Linked DNA regions of Mus musculus: region 1 is linked to region 2. Evidence: chromatin loops called from intact Hi-C (ENCODE). Cell type or tissue: left cerebral cortex. All regions are shown on one strand. Each heading gives the region's core, and the rest is flanking DNA. Links, peaks and the distances in the headings are about the cores only. Region 1 holds the start of Htr1b (5-hydroxytryptamine (serotonin) receptor 1B). Region 2 holds the start of Mei4 (meiotic double-stranded break formation protein 4).

Region 1 (12,289 bases), core at 2,647-10,646, 230 kb after region 2:
AGAACTTTTTCTATTGTCTGGGCTTTTATTATTAGTCCCATTCTTTTTAGCAGATTGCAAACATTATGCTTCTTAGGGTAAACAGATACTGCACATTGTAAAAGTATCCAGTGATGGTCTATAGGCATAGACTTGACTCAGATATTTTACTTAAAAGACATTGAGAGTATTTGTAGATGGTGTTTGCCTCTTTCAGGATCAGTGGAATGTATAAATACCTGAATTAACAGCTGCCTAAAGGCTGACCTGAGTCAAAGGTGCTTTGAAATGAGAATCTTTCTGTCTTTGAACCATCCTATTCTTGGGGATTTGATTTTAGATGAGTACTTCAGGGTCTTTGTTCAGCCTCAACTGCACCAGATTCTATTCTGCCTTCTTCTTCTGCCTTCTCTTGTATACTGTCCCCACTGAGCTGCCAACTTTCATTTGTTGATTGAAGGAAAAAGAGCTATTAGTTTTATGGTAAGCCTTTTCTTTTCAGGGGGCATTATTCTTTTGAGCTCTTAAAGACCTGTAGATTTGATTGTGTGTTGGATGTTCCTCATGTCCCCTTTGCTCTGTTTGGCAGCAACATGTAGCAAATGATCCCATGTTAGTAACCCTGGCCATGATGGAAATCTCTGCTTGCTTCCCTTTCCCTAGGAGAAGCTCTGATTGGCATTGTGAGAACAGAATCAAGAAAATACAGCAGGTACTAGTTCACTTGGGAAATTCTCTCTCCATGGAATTTTAGTTTGGCCAATTCTTGAAACTTGAAAAAAAAAGTGTCCTTTTTAGTTTTTCTTGGGGAGTAAGGAATGTGTCCAATTCTTATGATTGCCTTCACTTTATTCAGAAGCAAAATCTATTTTTCATAATTTGTAAACTTGGAATTGGTTTGAATTAGCTGCTGATATTTGACTGAAAACAGTATGATCAACATTCTAAAGGTATTGACAACAATATGAAAAAAACATGTCACATCATGTAGGTTTACAAAATAATAAGCAGTACTTCTACATGCAGAATTAACAGTGGTTAGCTTGTGCTAGGGATAGTGACCGATCATGTGCTGACACAAGAGGCAGAAGCAGGAATATCATTGTATGACTCTACCATAGACCACACAGTGAACTTCCTAAACTGCCTGAACTACAGTCAAGGCTTGTCTCCAACAACAAAAACTAAACCAAAGAAAAAAGAAACAAAATGTTATATTTATGAAACATATGTAGATAAAAGAGGTGGGCAAGAGAGGGTAGTGTTGGGAAGAAAAATGATCAAAGTATGTCTTATGTATGTATGAAGATATATGTATGTATGAAAATGTCAAAAAAAAAACCCTTTTTGTATGGTTTCAACATGGGAAAAAATGAAATGTTAGCCCTATATAGTGTTTGTGAAAACTAAATTAAATGGCAGCAGCTTTCAATAAGAAAAGAAGAAGCAACAGACACATGGCATGGAAGAGGAACAGGGCAGCCCTGCAGTTTCTCAGCATTTCCTGAGGCTCAGTTTGAACTTTTTCCAGTGCTATCCTGTTTTGGTTTTGAGTAGCTCACTACCCTAGAAGCACACTCCCTTCTTTATTTGTACATAGGATTAAATTAGTTTACCCTCATTTGGAACAGAGACTTTAGTTACACTATTAAATATTTTAATACAAGTAATATTATTATTGTCATTCTTTTCGGCTGTTAGTCTTGAAAGTTTGCACTTAATTTCTTCTCTGATTCATATTGGGCCTCTTGCTACATCCCACACAATCAGACAGTTTCTCATCATTTCTAGTGAGATGCTTCCAACCTTCAGGAACACTCAAAGCAACAATGTCTCATATTTTACATGAACTATAAGACTTTTAGCATGTTGGTGTCTAGAGTTCATTTTGGATACATCCCTGGGCTTTGTATTAGTTTTAATAGATAAACACCCTAAACTGTTGGTTTACAGTTGATTAAGTCCCCTCCCCCACTCTCCCTTTGAGACAGGGTTTCTCTGTCCTAAAACTCACTCTATTGACTAATCTGACCTCAAAGTCTGGAAGAACCATCTGTTTCTACTTCCTGAGTTCTGGGATTGAAGGCGTGCACCACTATGCCCTGCTGGATTAAACCTTTTAAATAACTTTATTTGAATAATAATTTTATCCCAAGGAAGAGTCTTTTTGTTGTCTAACCCACCTGCTTTAGTGAGTTACTTGGCCCTAGGGAGAAAAGAGAGGCAGTTATGTTCAATACATAAGTCAGAAGAAGAGCAATTAAACATGTTGTTATTTTTATGATAGTTGAATAGTATGGTAGTTTTTGGAATGTCACAGTATTCAGTATACCTAGTCTTCACAATTAAAAAGTCTTCTAGTTGGCAACATTAAAAATTCAGTATACATATTTGTGTCCACAGCAAGGGCTGAGAGATGTATAAAGAGAGACAAAAAAGGTGAAGGTTCCCTCAGCCCTGACAATAAAAGAATTGCAAAAGTATTCATAGGTAAAGCTTTAGTCTGGTTTTCATGTGCATGTTGGACATAAGACAAAGCAGTATTCTCCAGTCAATACTGCCTGTAGCATAATGGTGAGAGACCCACATATAATCATAAGAGATGAGTTTTATATCTGAATTTTAAAACCATAATCAATACAATACTCTTCTTCCCCACTTTCAGAATTGTGAAAGTACCTGTAAGATTATTCTGGCCACTTAAATAACTGCAGACTTTTGCTATCACATTCCTGGAAGGAACCAAATAAAGTACAGCCCCGTGACAGGCAGGTTAAAATGGTTGCCAAGGCTGAGGTGTGTAGGACCAGTTTAATGCAGAAGAAAAGGAATGGCACAGGAAGTTTGAGAGACTTGAGTTTGGTCAGCTTCACACTTGCCAGCTGTCTGATATTAGCAAAGTTCCTCAAATTCACAAAGTCTAAATTTCCTCATTCAGAAGCTGAGAATGATAATGACACTTCTCAGCGTTGTAACAATTAACTGAGGGATGTGTGTGGGACACACAGCATATGGCTTAGTGCAAAGCCTTCAGCAACTGATCATGATTATTAGTCAGGAATTACAGGTATAGAAGCAGTAAAGCACAGCTTGGCTTGTCTTCTCTACAAACCTAAACTACACAGTGATGCTTTTCTGTTGTTATTTGAGGTGAAATTAAGACAACATTCTTTATTTTGAATATAAAAGGAAGACTTTCTATTGTTTCCTTTAGAATTGATGGTCAATTTCATCATGCGGCACTCTGATTTGCTTTTGTTTTAGACAGAATTCATCCTGAACAGAGCTTCAAAATAGTGCTGCTCCCTTAAGAGTTCTTTTATGTTTAATGAACTCAGTTGGCATTGCTTTCTCATCCAAAAACTTTTCATCACAAACAAATCCTACCCTTCCCAATGAGGAAGAGTCCCTGCTGGGTGGAGCTAATCATCCAGGCAGTGTATACTAGTGACACTTAGTGGTATCTCTGAGCTAAAAATTTCCTTTAAGACTAAAGTCTTTTGCCATGGAACATGTGATTTTTCACTTACTTGGAAGTTAGCTGCTTTGAACTGAGTTAGCTTTGAACCGATATTAATATATTTGTTGCTGGTATCTGTTTAAAGTGTCTGTGATGGTTTGAATAAGAATGCCCCTCATGGGCTCCTGTATCCAAATGCTTAGTCATCTGGGAGTGGCAACATATGAAAGGATTAAAGGGTATGGCATTGTTGGAGAAGGTGTGGTCTTGTTGGAGGAAGTGTGTCTCTGAGGTGGGCTTTGAAGTTTCAAGGGTCCAAGCCAGGCCTATTTCTGCTGCCTTTGGATCTGGATCTAGAACTCTCAGCTATCATGGCTACCTGCACCCTGCCATGCTCTCCACCATGATGATAATAGACTAAACTTCCGAAGCTGCAATGAAGCACCAATGAAGTACTTTCTTTTTGTATCAGTTTCCATGGCCATGGTGCCTCTTCACAGCAAAAGAACACTAAGACAGTGTCTATTGTTAAAAAGACATGTCTTAGACAATGAAAAATAGATATTATATAATATATATATTATATAATGTATATATATTATGTTCTAATTTTGAGACTGTTTTCCCTCCTCATATTAACATGACTTGTTCACCATACATAGAAACACAGCAGAATCAGTCCTCCTTAGGAACTAATTTACACCAGACTAGTAACGAACTGCTTATCTTCTTTAGTGAATATTAAAATTTCTTAAGAAATTAGACAGCATAAAAGTATTATGACACACATATCATCTCTCTAGTCTACTATGGACACCAATGAATGTGGAAAAGGATCCTGGAGCACCCAGAATTTGTAAGAATTACCTGTGTCCACTTATCCAAACCCTCCCAAAGTTCCCTTATGGAAGACACAGGATAGAAAGAGCCAAGGCCCTTGGAAGATCTTGCATTTTCAGTGATACCAACCAACTTTCAGAGATAGTGAGGCTGTTTGAGAGGAGCCTGGCTATGGGTTATCGCTACACAGGAAAGGGTTGTTCAGTGCTGGAGTCTTCGATGACGATTTTACCTGTGGGAATTAAAAACCATGGCAGTCAGCAAGATTTTGCTGAAGGGACCCTGATATAGCTGTCTCTTGTGAGACTTTGCCAGTGCCTGGCAAATACAGAAGTGGATGCTCACAGTCATCTATAGGATGGAACACAGGGGCCCCCAATGTAGGAGCTAGAGAAAGTACCCAAGAGCTGAAGGGGTCTGCAACCCTATAGGTGAAACAACAATATGAATTAACCAGCACCCCCAGAACTCTTGTCTCTAGATGCATATGTAGCAGAAGATGGCCTAGTCGGCCATCATTGGGAAGAGAGGCCCCTTGGTCTAGCAAACTTTATATGCCCCAGCACAGGGGAACACCAGGGCCAAGAAGTGGGAGTGAGTGGGTAGGAGAGCAGGGCAGGGGGAGGGTATAGGGGACTTTCGGGATAGCATTTGAAGTATAAATGAAGAAAATATCTAATAAGAATAAATGTGGGGAAAACAAAAACGAAAACAAACAAACAAAAAAAAACATGGCAGTAAAAACAGCCAACATTGGCCTTAGACCTGAAAAAGAAGTGTCTATTCAGTTCCCACATTCTGTGATTAGGACCAGTGGCTTGGACACTTTTCAATGAGATTTTCACTGGATGATAAGGACTGTGCTGGACAGTGAATTTTTTATGAGTTCTATGTCATGTTTCTTCTGGTTTCCAGGAAAGTGATAAGACCATGATCAAACCCTCCCAGACTGTACCTGCAATTTCCCCAAGGGAGCCTCACAGCCTCCTGGCTTAGGAAAGTCCCCTTGAGGGTGGTTCATATCCCAATACTAATGACTCAGTCACTATCTGGTCTGGTCCTGCCATCAAATCAGACCTTTTTCTACACAAGGAAGTTTTACTGTTCTCTTGAACAGAAGCCCTTGAGAGAAGGTGCCCTTGAAAGACCTGGAACTTTGGAACAACAACAACAACAACAACAACAACAACAACAACAACAACAACAACAACAGCAAACCAACCAACCAAACAAACATCAGGAATTGGTACCCAGCAGCAATGGGTAAGCTTCTTGTTTGACAAATATGCACTGTTGAGCAAACAGCTGCTTTTCATATGCTTCAAGTCTGGGAAGCTACGAGTGAAATTCAGAAACTAGCTTAATGAACTGTGGTGCTTCACTGAGCTCCGCCTAAATCCCTTCTGTGCTGCAGCGGCATATTCACAGAGCTCTAACCAGAAGGTAAAATCAAAATCTGCCTGCAAGTAGTAGAACCTGCTGAGGGTGTGGGACTTCAGATCAGCTGCAATGCATGGGAATGCCACAGGTGTCTGTTTCTCTCCCAACACCAAGGCGGTTTCTCAGTCTCCTGCTTCGGAAACAGAAATAAGAAGGCTGTCCATAGTTGTTAATATTCTCCCTCCTTCCGCCTCTTGAACACGCCCCTCAATCTTCCCTAGCTCCCGAATGATACTAATGATAGTATAGTAGCAGGAAAATAGTTTCCTGGCATCCACCCGGCTTTCTTGCCCCTCAACCACACTCTTGCTCCATCCTGGTCAACGCCCCCACCTAGTGGCTCAACATTGCCAGCTTCCAGTCCGTTTTCAATAGCTTTTAACTGGTGCTGAGCTAGTTAGTAAGATAATGAAGGCACCTCATGTAGGTAGATCGAGTTGAAGACTGGAGGATGGGGCACCTTAAAATGTGGTGGAAAAAAATGCTTAATATGCTGAAGTCTCTGATCTTAGGAAAAGGAAAAGAGGAAAAAAGGTGGTGTTTTTATCCTCGCGGCATCTACTGCAACACAGCTTAAACCTTAAACCTTAGTTAAAAAGCCCCCTTCCAAAGCTTGGAAGATTTTTTTTTTTAGGACACTAGCTGCCAAATGAAAGTATACTGATTTAGTTGACTGTAAGCAACTGTCTTTGCCTCTCCTAAAATATAACTGCTGTAAAACTGGATCTGAATTTGCCCCGTTTGTCTCCATATTCCTAATGCAGAGGAAAACACTCAGCATCAGTTATGCTTTCTAATTTTTGTCTGCCTTGCTGGCTTAGAGGGGCAAGAACTCAGGGAATTTGGTTTGGGACTTTGTCACCTTCAGTCTCTTGTAAAGGTCTGAAATTGCTCCACCCTTAAAACTGGATGGCCAATAGAGCAGATGATCCTGGCTGAGCTCTGGGATGGAACGATTTGAGGTGTAAAAAAAAAAAAAAAAAACACTTGCAGAGAAACTGATGATTTCAATTATAATGTGACTCTTACTAGATCCATTCAACATATCAAACACACACTTAGGCTCGCGGGAATTCTAGTGGGAACCTTAGTCCTTAACACGGGGAGAATACATTGCCATTTACTTTGCTTTTGATTCCTAAGTAGACCCTGTATTTGTTTCTGTTCAGATTGGAGGCGAAACCAAGGCTAGGGAATCTGCTCCGGGTTTGGGGACCCAGCTGCTATGCTTACTGCCCCCTATGGCAGAATTGCTAACCTTTTGCCTAGGGCAAAGGAGACAGTGGTGACTGTAGTTGTGATGGCTCAGAGACCCCTTTATTTTTCCTTTTCTGGGAGGGCTGAGTGGAAGAACTTCTTACTGAAAAGTCGGGCGCTGAGCTGCGGAGCCACTGGGGCGGGAGGATGGGGTGGAAGGTTTAATTTCGCATACAGTAGGCTTCTCTTTATGACACTGTTTTACATCTTGCAGACAGCTTCTCTCCCGTTGACTCACAAAGTTAAAGGGGAGGATTGAATGACAAGCACAAATTTCTAAATGTAGATTGGGAAATTGTGTTTTTAATGTACTAAGAGTCAAAGATGTCTCAAAGCCCCAGGCATGAAGTATAGCATGCACATATTGGCTGCTTCCTTCTAAGGAAGCATCCCTGGCGCCTCCTAAACTGGGTGTGGCCCTCGGTGTGGGGTTAGATTCCAGAAGGGAGAGTTCAGATATTGGCGCTTGCTCCACCTACCACCAACCACCAGGAAAGAGGGAGGTGGTGGTAGGCGGAAGCCTAGACCCGGACGCCCGCACTAAGTCTGTGGCAGCGACTAAAGACGTGGGTTGACTGCGGAGCGCAAAGACTCAAAGCTCTCAGAGGCTAGAACAGGACGTCCCATTACCCATTCCCTGCTTGAAAGGCGACTCCAAGTTTCAGGGTCGGGAGAAGGGACAAGGTGAAGAAAACTGCGAGAGAGGGCGGTAGGACCCTGCGGGAGATTCTGTAGCAGGGACTGGATCTGGGCGGGAGGAAAAGAAGGAGGGAGGGAGGGAGGGAGAGAGGGAGGGAGGGGGGAAAGAGCAGAAGGGAAGGTGCTTTGCAGCCGCCGTCTGCTCTCGCCGCACTGCACGAGTTGCACAGCCGGACCAGGCTGGACCCAGATAATATAAAAGGAGCCCCACCGGCTCTGAGGCTCACACCCCGCTCCCGGGCTGGCGCACACCGACTTCCTCCCGCTCCCCCAGACACCTGCCCCCTCCCGGTGTGCGGCTCCAGGTGCCCCAGCCCCTTGTGCCCCGCGGCATGGCTCCCAGCGGCGCTGCTGGAACCCTGGAGGTGGTGACAGCTGCAGGGCGGCTCGAACTGCCGCAGCTCGGGCCCCAGAGTCTCCCCTCTGGTGGCCGGGTCTCCACGGGGCAGCTCGCTGGTGTGGCCAGCGTGTGAAAAGGGAGGGAGTGCGGCGCCCAGGCTGCTGGCGCCGCGCGGCTGGCTCGCAGACTTCACAATCCCCAAGTCAGGCGGCGGCCAAAGAAAGTGGCGGAGCTCCGGGCTTGTAGGGGGCATGGGGTGGGGATGCAAGCCCAGGACTCTGCACTGGCCTGCAAGCTTCGGTCTGCACAGCCAGCAAACTCCTTCGGGCGGAGTCTGCAGATTCCGGAGCGCCCGGGTTAGGAGAAGCTGAGACCTGAGCAATTGGGGTAAGAGGTCCCACTAGACCCCGAGACCCCTCTACAAGCGATACTTAGTCCTTCTCCACTGTTTGCCTCCAGGGAACCTGAGAGAAGCTGGACTGGGTGGGCCAGTGCTTTATTCACCCGGGCGAAGACGGGGAGTGGAGAGGAGCTAGCAGACGCGGCAGCAGCGCCTGGCGCACTGGAAGTGCAGGGGACGCGCCCGCAGGCTTGGTGGCCGCGCCTGTGACCTCTCCTTTGGGCTGAGAACACAGGCGGAGGAGTTACTGAGGAGCCCACGGAACTGGCTAGCCAAAGGAGACAAGCCTATAGTCTCCATGATCCTCCCGTCCTCTGTTCTTTCCCTGGTCCGCTCCATGTTCAAGAGCTGCGCTCCGCAGCCAGGACGAGGAGAGCTATGGAGGAGCAGGGTATTCAGTGCGCCCCGCCGCCTCCCGCCGCCTCCCAGACAGGGGTACCTCTCACCAACCTCTCCCACAACTGCAGCGCCGACGGCTACATTTACCAGGACTCCATCGCCCTGCCCTGGAAAGTCCTGCTGGTTGCTTTGTTGGCGCTCATCACCTTGGCCACCACGCTCTCCAACGCCTTTGTAATCGCTACGGTGTATCGGACCCGGAAGCTACACACCCCGGCTAACTACCTGATCGCCTCTCTGGCAGTCACTGACCTGCTCGTGTCCATCCTGGTGATGCCCATCAGCACCATGTACACGGTCACTGGACGCTGGACACTAGGCCAGGTGGTCTGCGACTTCTGGCTGTCGTCGGATATCACCTGTTGCACTGCTTCCATCATGCATCTCTGTGTCATCGCCCTGGACCGCTACTGGGCCATCACCGATGCGGTGGAGTATTCTGCTAAAAGGACTCCCAAAAGGGCGGCCATCATGATCGTGCTGGTGTGGGTCTTCTCCATCTCTATTTCGTTGCCACCCTTCTTCTGGCGTCAAGCCAAAGCAGAGGAGGAGATGCTGGACTGCTTTGTGAACACCGACCACGTCCTCTACACGGTCTACTCCACGGTGGGCGCTTTCTATTTACCCACCCTGCTCCTCATCGCCCTCTATGGCCGCATCTATGTGGAAGCCCGCTCTCGGATTTTGAAACAGACACCCAACAAGACCGGCAAGCGCTTGACCCGAGCCCAGTTGATAACAGACTCCCCGGGATCCACATCCTCGGTCACCTCCATTAACTCCCGGGCTCCGGACGTGCCCAGTGAGTCCGGGTCTCCTGTGTACGTGAACCAAGTCAAAGTGCGAGTCTCAGACGCCCTGCTGGAAAAGAAGAAACTCATGGCCGCTAGGGAGCGCAAAGCCACCAAGACCCTAGGGATCATTTTAGGAGCATTTATTGTGTGTTGGCTGCCCTTCTTCATCATCTCCCTGGTGATGCCTATCTGTAAGGATGCCTGCTGGTTTCACATGGCCATTTTTGACTTCTTCAATTGGTTAGGCTATCTTAACTCCCTCATCAACCCCATCATCTACACCATGTCCAATGAGGACTTCAAACAAGCGTTCCACAAACTGATACGCTTTAAGTGCGCAGGTTGACTTGTCAATGGCAGTGGGGTCGCCTAAGCGACCTTTGGGGACCAAGTTGGGTCTTTTCACAGGTAGGTCAAATCTTCTTTCCCTGTTACTGGGTGGAAGCAAGGCTCTCTCTTCTGGGCAAGGGCAATGGATCCTCAGAGGCCCCGGCAGAAGCCTAGCTTCTCTGAGAGAGCACTCTGGAATGTGAACAACGCAAACTACTGTAAAGCTTCCATACCCGAGGAACTTAGCTTCCTCCACTCAAAGTCCGGGCTCAGCACAGATCCTCCAGCAGCCATTCACACAAAAGGTTGCAACTTTTTAACATTGGTGATGGATGGGTATCCCTGCCCCGTTTTGTATCATGGATGTTGTTGCCCTCTAAGCCAGTAGCACTTGTAGATGTTGTCTGAGGCCTGAGACACCTCTACATACAGCCTGGCAGTACTTGAACTTGACAATTAATACTCTATGCTCTGGGGAGAACTCTGTGTTACAGCTTAAGTTTTAAACACTTTGGCATCCTTCAGTCTTCATTTATTTATTTAAATTTGGTCGGAGAAACTTGTGGATTTGGTGCTTCAAACACTGAATGTGGCTTGGACGGCACAGAGCAACCTTGAAGAGTTAACAGCAAAATTCTGATGCTAAGATCTCTATTTTTATTACAATCAAAAATTATATGGGGGTGGTGGGTGGGCATGGGAGAAGGGGAGTGATACTCAGAATCAACACCTAAGATTGTTTGTTTTCTGCAGATTTCTAATTTTTTTAATTCCTGTTTAGTGATCGTCAATCCACAGCTCTTAACAACTCAAAACATGATGTGTGCTAGTGCCAAAGTCTGCAGGCTGCTTTGTTTTCTAATCTCACGTACCTGTCATTTCACACACTTAAATCCCCACGGAAAGAGGATAGGCTGGGTTGCTCAGCCCAACCTGCAGCTGTCAGAGTTCAAGTGGATTAGAGTTGTATACTGTTCCTTAACAAGAAAGTAGCTTTTTTCATTATCCAGTTCCATGCTGCGCAGAGGAGACTGAAGAAACACAAGCGACTTCTTATATAATTGAGGAATGAAGGGGGAAATAGGAGGATGTATATTTTGACTTGTAAAAAAAAACTTAAAAATTGCATGAGACAATTTTTGATAATCATTTGCACTCTCTCCCATCTGTGATTCCTTTGTGTGTGAATTTTTAAAGTAACCAAGAGAGCTGGTTTCCCTGTTCAGAAATCTTGAAAATGCCCCCAATACTATTAAAGTGTGTGTGAGTGTGTGAGTGTGTGTGTGTGTGTGTGTGTGTGTGTGTGAGAGAGAGAGAGAGAGAGAGAGAGAGAGAGAGAGAGAGAGAGAGAGAGAGAGATTCCAGCTTGTTTTGTCCTTACTATTAAAGTTTGGGCAGGAGCAGCTAGGAAGATTACACATTAGAAATGTAGAAAAGCCGAGAAAGCCTGAAAACAAACCTATTTTCTTTATAACTTATATAGAACCAAACCTCAGGCTTATTAAACAACCAGGAAACTGGCAAGCCTTCTAGCCTTGGAAACATTAGTGACCTGCCACTTCAGTGACTAGAACATTGGAAATAATTTAAGCGTATCTCTTTTTCTAAGTTTCAATAACACTTAGTTATTTTGGATTCACTTTAGGGGGTACATAATACAGTAAAATCACATCCTAGAAGATGAAAAAAATGCACTTTCTTAATAAAAAGAAGCAGTCCTGAAGGGTTAACTGTAAGAACAAATGTGTATGTGGAATGTTTAATATGCCAAAGAAGATTCACAGTCCTTGCTTCAGAGGCTGTCTGCACTGGAGACCTTTTGTCTGCAGAAGGAAGTTGTCTTTATAAAATGGATCCACTCCCTGTGTGAAGCTGCCCAGTCCAGATCATCACACAATAGATGTAGTGAGCTGAATTATACTGCTTGCCTACTGTGCAGACCTTCACATTGGGTAATGACTCTTGAAAAGATGCTATTCAAAAGTTCACATGTACTGTAGGTAAAAAAGGGAATTTCAACCAACATTATACCTGACACTGGAGTAGGATGAAATCTTAGGCATTAGATAATCCTATAGACTGGGATCTATAGTTTATTCTGTTGGATCCCTAGCTTCTTTGTTTGTGCTTTGTGACATTTCTCCTATGGAGGAATGCACATAGAGCATGCATTTGTTTTTTATATTGTTAATATGTTGGTCTTCTGTTTGTGTAGCTGCGTTTTCTTGGGGCCTAAGAGGCAATTAAGTCAACTTCTAAGAGCCTTAGTGGAAAATTAATGGAAACAAATAGCCACTTGCAAAATGATTTCTTTATAGGGCACCTACAATGATTGTGTCATTATGTTAATA
Region 2 (12,289 bases), core at 2,557-10,556:
CTTCCTGGACCATTTTGATCCTGAGATGCTAAAAGCAGATCCTAGAAGCAGATGGGTGGCTAGGTGGCTAGAGGTAAGAGAAGTCATCACCTCATGGTCTGAGTTCCATCTTTAGAACCCACATGGCACAAGGAGGGAATTGACCTCTTGTGATGTCCACACATGCACCAAGGCTCAGGTGCACACCCGAGTGTGTGTGTGTGTGTGTGTGTGTGTGTGTGTGTGTGCGTGCGCGACTGAACTTGTTATTTAAGAACACACACACAGATTAATTATAATAGAGTCAGTGACTTTGGTTTAATTATGCTTTGACAAACAATATGTATCTATGTAAAATGTTAATCCTTCAAGAAAACCAAGGGTCAGTAGAAAAGCTGGTGGTATCCCAATCTGAGAAATGTGAGTACAGTTACTAGAGACCATTTCTAAATGAGGGACAACTAACAAGATAACACAGTGACCCAGGATCTAGTAATCACAGCAATACGAAAGAGGCATCCCTCCATTATCAAAACCTAAAGGCATGTGAGGAAAAAGATCAGTTAGAACTGCAAGAGAGAGTTGAGTAAGAGGAGGACGTTGGTGGGGTCTTGGATCACCTTAAGGCATGTAGGAGGAAGCAGGAATCTGCAGGAGGGAAAGTTCTAAGAGTCTCTGAGAACTGGCCTAGTAGCTGGAGAGACAGGAGGAAGACAAGCATCAAAGCCATACAGAACAGAGGGCAGTCTAGGTAAACCCAAGACTGAGAGAGGGGCTCAAACACATTTCTGAGTAGCCTTTCAATAACACAAAATTTCATTTGTACTGGTAGAGATTCACAAACCTAATGTTTCTTACTGTCATTTTTAGCTACCTCTTTTTTCTTCACTCGTCTTCCTCAAATTTGTTCTTTGAAGTACTCAAAGGAAATATCTGATCTATTCAAAGTGATAGTATTTTAGGTAGTCCTATCACATAACCTGGAAGTCAACTATACAATGCCCTGACCTACCTAGGTTAATTTTCAACCAGATAAGCTTGCTAGTTATTGCTTTATTCAACATATACACCAAGTTAACGCTTACCTATCAGACACTATGCTATAAATGAAGATATAATAGTCAATAAAAATAGTCCATCTCAGCCTTTCTGTAGTATTCAGCTATCAATCATACTTATCTGTAGTACTTCTTATTTACTAGGAAGTCTCAGAGGTGCTGTAAAGCAGACATTAAAAAAAACATGGCTCACATGTCAAATGAGGGCATCCTGTCTCTATAAAACATGAAACCAAAGAAACATAAAATAAAATGTCCATATTCATTCGATTATGTACAGCTGCTTTTGCATCAGGACCTCAGAGCTATGTAGAGGCAATATAAATAGTGTAGCCTACAAAGCCTTAAATAGTGACTCCCTGGAAGTATATGAAATGTTTGACAGCCTTTGCTCTAAATAAAATCCAGTGTTTTAATCTGATTTATTTATATTGAAAGACATATGTTGATATGCTGTAACACACACACACACACACACACACGCACATCTGGGTGCCTAGCTGAAAACCATATCACAATGAGAGCTGGCATTTTACATAATATTTCAGCTGTTGTTATTTTATTTTCATTTATATTTCCATTGCTAAAACCAGTAACGAAAAAAGTCACATGGATAATACTGATGACTAAAGGCTTCACTCTGCTCAAGTAATAATGACATTTTGTTATGTTTTATCTAGTCTTCATGAATCACCTTTTTCCACATTAAAGAAGAGCCCCCTTTAAGAAAGATCCTTTTTTTTCTGAATCCACACTAAACAAAATTTGACAGAGGTGATTTCAGGCTATCTTTTAAATTGAAAAATAAAATTGATTGTACAAGCACTTAGCCAACATTCAGTGCTACAATGCCAAATCACGGCAGCAATAGTAACCTTGCTTGCTCGCAAAGTGGATGCTTGTTCTCCAATCATTTGACTCAGAAGGCATTAATATTTAAAACAGGAAAGGGGAAGAAAGATACTTTCATTAGCTGTTACCAAAAATTTCTAATAAGTAGTGACAGGCACTATGTTGTTGTGGCTTCTCCAAAGGATGTTAAGAGACTTAGTCAGTGGAGGCTGTGGTTGATCATCGATTTACCATTCCCCAAGCCTTTTTGTTTCCCCCCTAATGGGAATAACTGTACCAGGAATAAAATTAAACGGTCACTAAGTTCATATTTAGTCTTTTTAAAGCAGCAATCCTAGGCATGAAGAAGATCCTCACAAAGTCTTGGTTCTTTAAAGTCTTCCCAACCAACCTCACCAGCCTACTGGAAAAATATATTCTAAATGCCCAAGAGCAGAGACTGAGGCCGTTATTGTCAAAAGATCCGTAAATAATTTGATGGTAAATGAACAAACATCATCATGGGAAAGGTATGGTTAACATGTTAACAATGATCTACGCCTATCCTATGCGTGAAGTTACTCTCTTTGATAGTTACAAGGCATATTTCGTTCTAATGTGAGTAGATATAATCTACATTTTTTCCTATTAGGTATCAGAACTGCACTGTGTCATGTGATCTAATTAGTTATTTGATATATATTTTACCTCCATAGTTAGTAAATGCCACTGAATACAATCTACCTGACTACTAACACAGGATGGGTAGTTAAGACTATTAGGTAACTGATATACCAAGGGGATAGACAGATAAAGCAAACTAGATCCTTAGCTAGATCATGAGAAAACTGCGATTATTCTGTGATATGCATCTCAAAAATAACAGCCACTAACTTTCTGTCCTATATACCATGAGCAATGTTCCAAAATTGCATATCAAATCCTTGTTCCTTCTCCATTAACAATCTCTGCTCTTTAGTTCTTTCAGTCTCTTCCTCTGGCTGGGGACTCTTTCAGTTCTTTAGATATCCTCTAGCTGAGAACATAGCTCAGAGATAGGACACTTTTCCAGTCATCTCAAGGCATTTAGCTCCATCCCTAACACAGAAAACAAAAAAAAAAGGATAAACTCCAATGGATGTTTTATTTTATTTTGTTTGAAATTATAATACATTTCTCCCTTCACTTTTCTCCTTCCAATCTCTGCCATATACCCATCCCCATTCTCCTTCAAATTCATGGCCTAGTGTTTCATTGTTATTTCTTGCATTTATGTGTATATTGCATATGTATTGTATGGGGTGTGTGTGTGTGTGTGTGTGTGTGTGTGTGTGTGTGTGTGTGCGTGTGCATGTGCATGTGCATGTGCGTGCGTGCGTGTGTGTGTGTATGTGTTCTTAAATAACAAGTTCAGTCTATATAGGTCATAGGATCACCAATTGGCTTGCTCTACCCTGGGGAAGATGACATTTCCCATTTCTAGCTTTCCCCAGTTTTCTAAAGTTCCTTGTTTTAGGGTGAAGCCTCATGGGGTTTTCCTGGTACAATATGGCTTCTACTTTTAAAAAATATCATGACACTCAGGATGCTCCTACCATTATACCCCCCATAAGCTCATAGGGAGAGGCACTACTGGGAGGTGTGGCCTTACTGAAGGTGGGATTTAGGGGTTCAGAAGCCCAACCCAGACCCAGTGACACTCTCTCTTCTGGACAGGTTGGGATGTAGCTAGACCCCTCAGCTACCTCTCCAGCATCATTTCTGCCTCCATGATGCTATGCTCCCCAGCATGATGATAATGGACAAAACCTCTGGACTGTAAGCCTGACCCAATTAAATGTTTTCCTTTATAGGAGTCGCCATGGCCATGGGTTCTCTTCACAGCAATAAAACCCTAACTAATACACCATCAGACCTGAAACCCTGTAACTGTTAAAGGAAAAGGTAAGAAATCCACTTTAAGATATGTGCATAGGCAAGGATTTGACAGAAACCAAGTCATTCATGAACTAAGGTCAGCATCTGATAATTAGGACAGAATGAGATCAGTGTTTTCAGCACAGACGAGTACAGAGTTACTAGAGTCAAGCGAGCCTATGGGACCAGAGATAGTTTGGGTAGCTATTTTAGGATTAATATCTAAAGTACACAAAGAACACACACAGAAACTAAACAAGCAATTGAATGATGTTACCAATAAATGGGTTAATGAAGTAAATAAATATTTCTCAAAAGATGGAATGCAAACAGTCAACAAACAAAAAAATGTTCAACCTTATCAGGCATCTAAAAATAACGAACCAGAACATACATTATACAGGCTGATCAGGTTGTATTTACATATTTATATGCATACATACATACATACATACATACATGCGTACATACATTACACACACATATTTTTGTGTTTGTGTACAATGTATAGATAGATAGATAGATAGATAGATAGATAGATAGATAGATAGGTAGATAGACAGATAGATATGTAACAGCAAGGAAAAAGAGGCCACGAATTTAAGTGAGTACAAAGGAGAGCTGTACATGGTAGGTGATAAAGAGAAGACATTTCAGAAAGCAGGGAAATGATGTAATTATGTCGTAATCTCAAACAGTTTTAAAGTTTTTTTTTTTTTTGAACTACAGTGAGGTGCTATTTAACCACTGTCAGAATGATAGTCACAAAACAACAAATAACAGAAGTGATAGTGAGGGAGTGGACAAAAAGGGACCCTCAGACACCCAAGTCTGCTCACATGTAAATGAGTTCAGCCACTATGGAAGTCAGAGTGGAAGTTCCTCCAAAAGTAAACATTGATCCTCTCTCACAACAGTGTTTATCAAAGCACTCTTCACAATAATCAAATTTTGGACCAATGCAGTGTTCACAGCAGAGGAAAGGATAAGGAAGATGTGTTACATATACAGAATGAGATTTTTTTTAACCATAAAGAAGGATAAAAACTGTGTATTTGTTGGAAAGTTAATGCAACTGGAGATGGTCATTTTAAAGCAATTTAGTTAGCGTCTGAAAGACAACGAGCATGTGTTTTGTCTTATCCATGGTGGCTCCTAGACTTTATAGAGATACAGTCATGTGTAAACATATGACATGAAGCAGAACTAAAACTGTCTAGGAGAGCAAAGCATACTAGTGAGAGGGGGCAGGACATGAAAAGGAACAGTAAAGAGGTATGAAGTGAAGTGTGCTTAGATAAAATGTACATTTACAAAATCTTTAAAATTATTAGATTTTTTTAAAGGGGAGTTTTCAATACTCCCACAGTACCTGAGTGTTCTTGCCATTGTTACAAGTGACAAAACTGACAAATCCTCAATGCTATTTCTTCCCGTTGCTGTAGCTGACACTCTAAACCTATTCTTAAAACACTTAGTGATGCTGCCCTGATTACATCCCAGTGTCTAAAAACGTACCTACTTTCTCTTCAGCACATTAACATCTTCTGTCTTTATAACCCTTTAGCTTTCTAAATCTCAAATCCTTCAAAACATTATGCACAATACAATCATTAAGTATGTTTATCTCACGAATGCTTCAAATGATTTGGGTTAATATGCCTATTAAATTGGCGCTGTGACTTTTGGCTTCAAGTATTTTCATACAGCAGAACTTAACATATACCTGCCATTCACATATATCATGAAACCTAGAATACACTAGACTTCTAATTTCTTTGATATAATAAACCATGGGATAAATTAATACTATGTTTTTAACAAGAATTCCATAATATTGGTTTCAAATATCTGATTCCAAACATTGCTACTTTCATGAAAAAAAAAATTTTAAAAAAATACTCAGTCACAAATCTGTGCTCCTGGTCTTCATGTCCAAATTTTACGACTGAATTGTAAATTTTGTGGTTTACTGACATATACAAAGACATTGTGTTTAACCTAAGGCCCTCACAGAAGCTGTAAGCTATAACAATGGAAAGTAAAATAGTGGATGTCAATTTGTGAATGTCATTACTGTAGTCACAAGATATACCAAAAATCATATAATTCTAAGCAGGAAAAAGTAATATAAACAAGCCAAAATTGATCAGAATGTATGTAATGAATTTGATAAAAAGTTTGCTAATTGGAAGTAACCTGATATATTCAGACTTGGTGGTTCACATTTTAATCCCAGCATTTGCAAGTCTGAGGCATACATATTGCCATTAGTCTTGAGAGCAGGAGGCAAGGCCATCCTACAAAGTGAAACCTTGTCTCAAAAATCCAAAAGATACAGAAAAAAAAATAATAAATTCCAGTTGATGAAGAATCCAAGTTATGAAATTCTTATGAATTTCATATTTATATTCTGTGAATATCGACATACTAATGTATTTTCTGTGGTTCCTGGTGGGACTTTAATCCTCTAAATATGTAATTGCAGACTATAAAGCTATTCAAGGCTTTATTTAATTCACTTCAAATTATTGACTTTCTGCTACTTTGGACATTCCAGATTCACCAAACCCTCACTGGCTTCTTCCTCCGTAATGGAGACTCCACTTCTGGCCCTGCTCCTCTGATCTGTTGCATATCTCACCACAACCTAGCTCTTCCAAGAATGATTTTTATCTCTACCTCATGTACCAGCACATGCTTGTCAGATCCCAAGAAAACCGCACCCGTCCCACTTTTAACACCCCCAACACTTTCTGCAGTTCCTCTGGGTGTGTACTTGCTCAATAAAAGATCAGATCAACAAGTGCCTACGGTCCCCCAAAACCACCCTTTCCTCCAGGAAACCTCAGAAGCCACCTCTAGAGTGAAGGCAGGCTTGCACAGACTCTAAGGTGTAGAACACACCACAGAACACACGCTTTGCCCGCCCAAGTTTCTGAGGCTCCAGGCGCGACCTACTTATCAGGTAAAGAAATGCCCCTCCCCACGCGTGAGGCGACCTACCTCCGCAAAGGGCGCGACAAGGAACCCCAAGCCACAGCACCTGAGAGCGTGCGCTGCTTGAGGGGACCCGGGGCCCGAGAGTACAGAGAGCAGGCAGATGCTACACAAGCCTGGGGTTCCTGAGAAGGAAGGACGCCCTCAGGCGGCGGGGGAAGCTCGGGGGCCAGTATTCCCGGCCATGCACGCTGATGCAAGCGCAGCCCGCAGGTAGGCGCCAGAGCCCAGAGCGCCACTCCTCCCGGCTTTCTTCCAGTGCCAATCAAGAGGGAGGCCCGCGGAGACCACAAGTCCCAGAAGCCTCTGCGCCACTCTCCTCGGAGGGGCTTGGGAGGGGCTCCGGCGGGCTCGGGCGGGCTCGGCGAGGAGCGGTTAGCCGGTTTGGCTGGACTAGGCAGGTGTTTCCTGCATCTTCCTTTCTTCTGCAAAATAGTTCAAAATAGTCTAGGACTGCCTGCAGCTCCTCTCCTGAAAGGCTGATTTGGTTTCTAAGGAGAGACTCACGGGGCTTGAAAAAAAGGAAAAGTTTCAGGAAAGCTTCTGTTGTGCCAACTCCTGTCCTACATGGGAACAGTCGGGAAAACAGATTCTTTGGGTTCATTTGTTGGCTTGTTTCCAAAGATGGTTTTAAAATCTTTGCTTCCTGCGGGAGGAAGCGCTATGTTTCTCATTTGTCCACCTGTCATATCTTCATCTAGGATTTTAAGTAATTTTTTGCCTCACGTACTGAAATTTCTCAGAAATTAAAATGCAAAGGAGATTCTAAGCATTCGGAAGTCACTTATGTAGACTTTACTAACAATGTGCTAATTTGCTAATAGTTAAAGGTTTCAACAATTGTATAGGATAAATTACCAAATATTATATCTGGGGGGTCTGCACAGCTCATTCTCCTACGTAAATGACCCTTTATTAAGGCAAGTGCTTGCATCTAGTCAGTTATTGCAAATGTCTTGGAAATGTTAAGCTTCATTGTTCTATCCATGTGTTTAAGAAAGTCAATAATTTTAACTATAATGTAATTTAATATAGCTTTCGTTAATCTTGCAACGGTGCTTTCATGCAAACTAAACTCGGGTTATTGTGACTGCTAAGGTGATGAACACTGTGAGTGCTCTACTGTGCTCACTGCTCTTCTTTGAGTAATGTAAAATCAAACCATCCAAGTTCATTTCAAGATAATGAACAGTCAAGTAGGAGTGATGTAGAAAAGTTGTGTTTGCGTTGATAAATAGTATGATATTCTATTTCAATTCCCCTCATACATTTATTGAGAAAATTGAGCTGTTACGTGCCAGTTACAGCCTTGATTACTGGTCAAGACCTGATTACAACTCCATACAAGACAGAGCACTCAGTCTAATAGTTAAAACAAATGGGTAGCAATTACCAAATACAGCACAGCCACTGAAATCCTGAACGAAAGCCCAGAGGTAGTTTTAACTATTTACCACCTAAATGTAAAGACCTAATGATTTCAACAACCTCAATAGTTTTCTTTGAACATCTTCAGATGGTTAAAGATGCTTTAGAATACATAGCAGAAAAAGAAACGTTTTAAGAAAATTATACAAGTTTTTGACTCACTCAAGACTAATGAAACACAAAGTGATCAATCAAATACATGCTCTTTGAATAAAGTAATGGACTCTATTTATGTTTTACATTTAATTCTGAGTGATTTTAGAGTCATTTTTAATGTCACAGTCTGTCGATGGGACTGTGACTAACCCATTTTTCTAAGAATATGTACAGATATCCTTTATAGATAAAGATATGTATAAGGTTAAATGACAAGCTTTATGGAAAGTGAAGAAACAGGCATACACATAATAAGCAAGCAAAGTACAGAGAAAGAAACCCCACAAATTTGAAGAAGACCTTCATACTAGGATCTGATTTTCATCCATAGAGCTGGGTTTTGGTGACCTGAGATAGTTCCCCCTTCTCTCATTTCATGGTGGTCAGCTTAGGAAAAAAAAAGGGGGGGGGCTGATAATTGCCCCAAAGATTCAGATAATCATGTTCAGGGACAGTCTTGACCTTATCTGAACACCTTCAACATATCAATCAAGAGTGGAGAGGGTGTCACTGCCAAGTGTGAAAGTATGAAAGAAACCGGAAATTTGTCTTTCTATTACTGACTGGTAGTCCCTTTTCTCATCTGTCTGTCTACCAAGGACCTCTGGCTCCTTGGTCTCAGCATCTTTCTATAAATTTGGAGTATTGAAATAAAACGAAAGGAAAAGATCTTCACAAAATGTATAATCTTAGATGCTGAATCTACTACCTTATTGATAGTTAAAATCCACTATAGAGTAAACTGAGTTCAAAATATAGTCAACGCACTGCTGTGATGTCTCAGCAGGTAAATGCATTTGCCTCTAAGTCTGACAACCTAAGGCGCCGTCTTCGGAAGCCACATGGGAGAAAGGAAGGATTGACAAACAGTTTATAGTATGTTATACTATACATTATAAAGAAAATAATAGGGCTGGTGAGATGGCTCAGTGGGTAAGAGCACCCGACTGCTCTTCCGAAGGTCCAGAGTTCAAATCCCAGCAACCACATGGTGGCTCACAACCATCTGTAACAAGATCTGACGCCCTCTTCTGGAGTGTCTGAGGACAGCTACAGTGTACTTACATATAATAAATAAATAAATCTTTAAAAAAAAAAAAAAAAGAAAGAAAATAATAAGCTGTCCTGTTAGAAAATCATGTTTTTATTTTATAAAAAAATATTAATGGCTCTTTTTTAATTCAAAAGTTCCAAAAACATTTATATAAATACTAATTATGAGTAAGAGAGAGCCATTGTTCTCAATGATTTTGCAGTCTAGTGAGAGTCAAATTTTACAACCAAGCATCATCAATAATATTTGAGAGTTTCTATTGCTGTGATGAAACACCATGTCCAAAAAAAAAAAAAAAAAAAAAAAACCTGAAGTGAGGAAAGAATTTGTTTGGTTTTTTTGTTTGTTTGTTTGTTTCTTTCATTTTTTGTTTTGTTTTAAAGATTTATTTATCATATGTATGTGAGTACACTGTTTTCAGACACACCAGAAGAGGGCATCAGAATCCATTACAGATGGTTGTGAGCCACCATGTGGTTGCTGGGAATTGAACTCAGGACTCTGGATGCCTAGTCAATGCTCTTAGCCACTGAGCCATCTCCACAGCCCTGGAAAGGATTTGTTTTGCTTATACTTCTTCATCACAGTCCATTGTTGAAAGAAGTCAGGACCGGAGTTCAAGCAGGGTAGGAACCTGGCAGCAGGAGCTGATAGACATGGACAGGTGCCTCTAACTGGCTTGCTCTTAGGGCTTGTTTAGCCTGATTTCTTAATAGAACCCAGGACCACCAGCCCAGGGATGGCCCCACCTACAATGAGCTGGGTTCTCCCACAAGATCACAACATTAGTCAATAATTACAAAAGTGCGTTAGTCTGCTTGCTCCCCTACAGCTCAATCTCATGGAGGCATTTTCACAACCGTGGTTCCCTCTTCTCAGGGAACTCCAGCTTATGTCATATGGACATAAAAGTAGCCAGTAAAAGTTTTAATTAGCAGATGCCAAATACACTTTACTTGTTCTGCAATCATAGACAGCTTGATGCTGTTACCCCTCATGCAATGTTATAAGACCCATATTGTCCCTAATTATTTTGCAGTGAGGAAACTGACTCAGACTTATTCATCCAAGGACATTCAGCTTGCTATGAATGCCTATCTTACTCTCTTTCCTCAAAACCCATACACTAGACCAATGCACCATAGCACATCCAGGAATATAGCTAAGCATTCTCTATATAATGGCATTAAATACAGTTTACAATTTCCTATTTAGAAATATATTCACGTGAAATTGTCTTAATGATGATTCTGAGGGCAAATAGGTCCTCTAACCCTTGTTTCTATTTGTCCATCTCTTAGATACATCTGCCTCTGATGACTTTCAAATTTGTCCATTGCAGATCTATTGCTGTGATACCTGTCAACAGTATCCACCTTGGTCTGGGGTCTTAAGTTTCTCACCCACTAGAGTACTGACATACAGACAGAGAGATGGACTGATGTGACAGAATTGGAAGACCTCCATATAAGCTCCTACACCTACCTAATTTTGTTTTTTTTTTCCCCTCACTTTGTTTTCATAGCTTTCACATTCTTTATATTCCCTCTTTGGAGTGGTACATGAGTCTTGGAAAGAATGACATAAAAGTTTGATTATGGCTTTCGTGGAGTAAGGAACCTGTGTGAATGATCTTTGGTGGTTATTTCTTTTGCAATAAAACAGAACTGCAAATTAATCAGAAAAAGAAACTACAGGAAAAAATATTCAAATGATTTTCTAGCCACTTGCTTTGTCTAAATTCCAAGTGCAAGGTTTGCTCTTCCTCTGTGAAGTATGGTTCAAATCTGATCAAAAACTTGGTTCTATACAGAACCAACGAACCAGTATTGCACCAGCTGATAATCTTGTCTGGTGGACTTTTATTATGAAACATGTAAAATCCTCAATTGACTGGGACTCTACACCAACTTTAGAAACACCTTCCAGCACCATAAGAGCTAGAACACAAGGAAGGGGCACTTACAACTTAGTTCTAGCCTTATTTCTCCAAGCCCTGTAATCATGTGATATCTTTAGTAATATGTTCTTACTATCCAGTTTAAATATGCAACCAACATCAATGGAAATAGCCTCTTATTGTTTTAGGGTTCTCTAGTATGCCTCACCCCAGCATTGAATAAGGTAAGCAAACCTCAGATGGTTTTACAACCTGGCTCTGGTCAGCACTTGGCTTCTCCACATTTACAACTCCCTGCCTGAGCTTTGAGGAGTTGACCGACCTCCTGCTGAGCTTGCTTTGCAACTCAATCCAGATGAAACAAAGGATGGGTCTTTGGGGTTTGCCTATATAAATGCAGACCTGAAAATTAAACTTTGAGCCTTGATTTTGGCTTCAACTTTGTCTTGGCTTCACCTTTGTCTTGGCTTCATCCTGCCATCCTTTTTCCATTTCCAGCATCCCTTTCAGGTATACCCACTTCATCCATGGGTGCTGGACAGCTGCATTCTAGGACTCCCTGAATAACAAGTTCTTTGGAGATAACCTACCCTGAAGCTGGTATTTTTGACAACCATGTGGCAAGTATCTGTTTCTACTTTTAAAAATGTCTTTGTTTAGTGTTTGTGAAAAGATTGTCTTATTTTTACTTTGTTAGGTGTACTTACATAGTACTAAATGAGAAAAACACAATGGGCTAGTATTATGTTGGCTATATGCAACAATAATTGGAAATTAGCAGGACAATAATGAAAAGTCCCAAACGAACATCCCATAATAGATGGTGGGATTATGGAGATAACCTCAGTGAAACACTCTGAAAATCTGTTGTCATCTGTCCCAAGACTCAGGTAATCATAGACGCTCATAACTAAGAAGATACTAAAATAAACTATTCACAAGATCTAATACAGCATGTAAAGATTT

What was found. A loop is a pair of places that touch in the nucleus more often than their neighbours do. Peaks named below come from ENCODE experiments on the same cell type or tissue, not always from the same donor. Only the 100,000 strongest peaks of a DNase experiment are listed, where the experiment ranks them.
Region 1: it touches region 2 in a loop (3-fold over the local background); 6 of 42 quality-filtered maps call a loop at or near these places.

The regions. Positions count from the first base shown.
Region 1 is chr9:81,629,057-81,641,345 of GRCm38, reverse strand. Htr1b (5-hydroxytryptamine (serotonin) receptor 1B) reads left to right here and starts at 7,514. Exons shown (of 2, transcript NM_010482.2): 1 at 7,514-7,660; 2 at 8,475-12,289. The coding sequence starts at 8,794. The coding sequence ends at 9,954. It overlaps D430036J16Rik (RIKEN cDNA D430036J16 gene), which reads right to left and starts at 9,416. Exons shown (of 3, transcript NR_040395.1): 1 at 9,067-9,416. In left cerebral cortex, for the core only: CTCF peaks have their summits at 6,055 (motif pointing left), 6,952, 9,470, 9,684 and 1 weaker place; DNase peaks (open chromatin) are centred at 8,606, 8,747, 9,531, 10,130 and 5 more places; H3K4me3 peaks cover 3,982 bases; H3K27ac peaks cover 1,158 bases.
Region 2 is chr9:81,858,420-81,870,708 of GRCm38, reverse strand. Mei4 (meiotic double-stranded break formation protein 4) reads right to left here and starts at 7,039. Exons shown (of 5, transcript NM_175213.4): 1 at 6,792-7,039. In left cerebral cortex, for the core only: a CTCF peak has its summit at 6,976; DNase peaks (open chromatin) are centred at 6,514 and 7,034; H3K4me3 peaks cover 1,197 bases.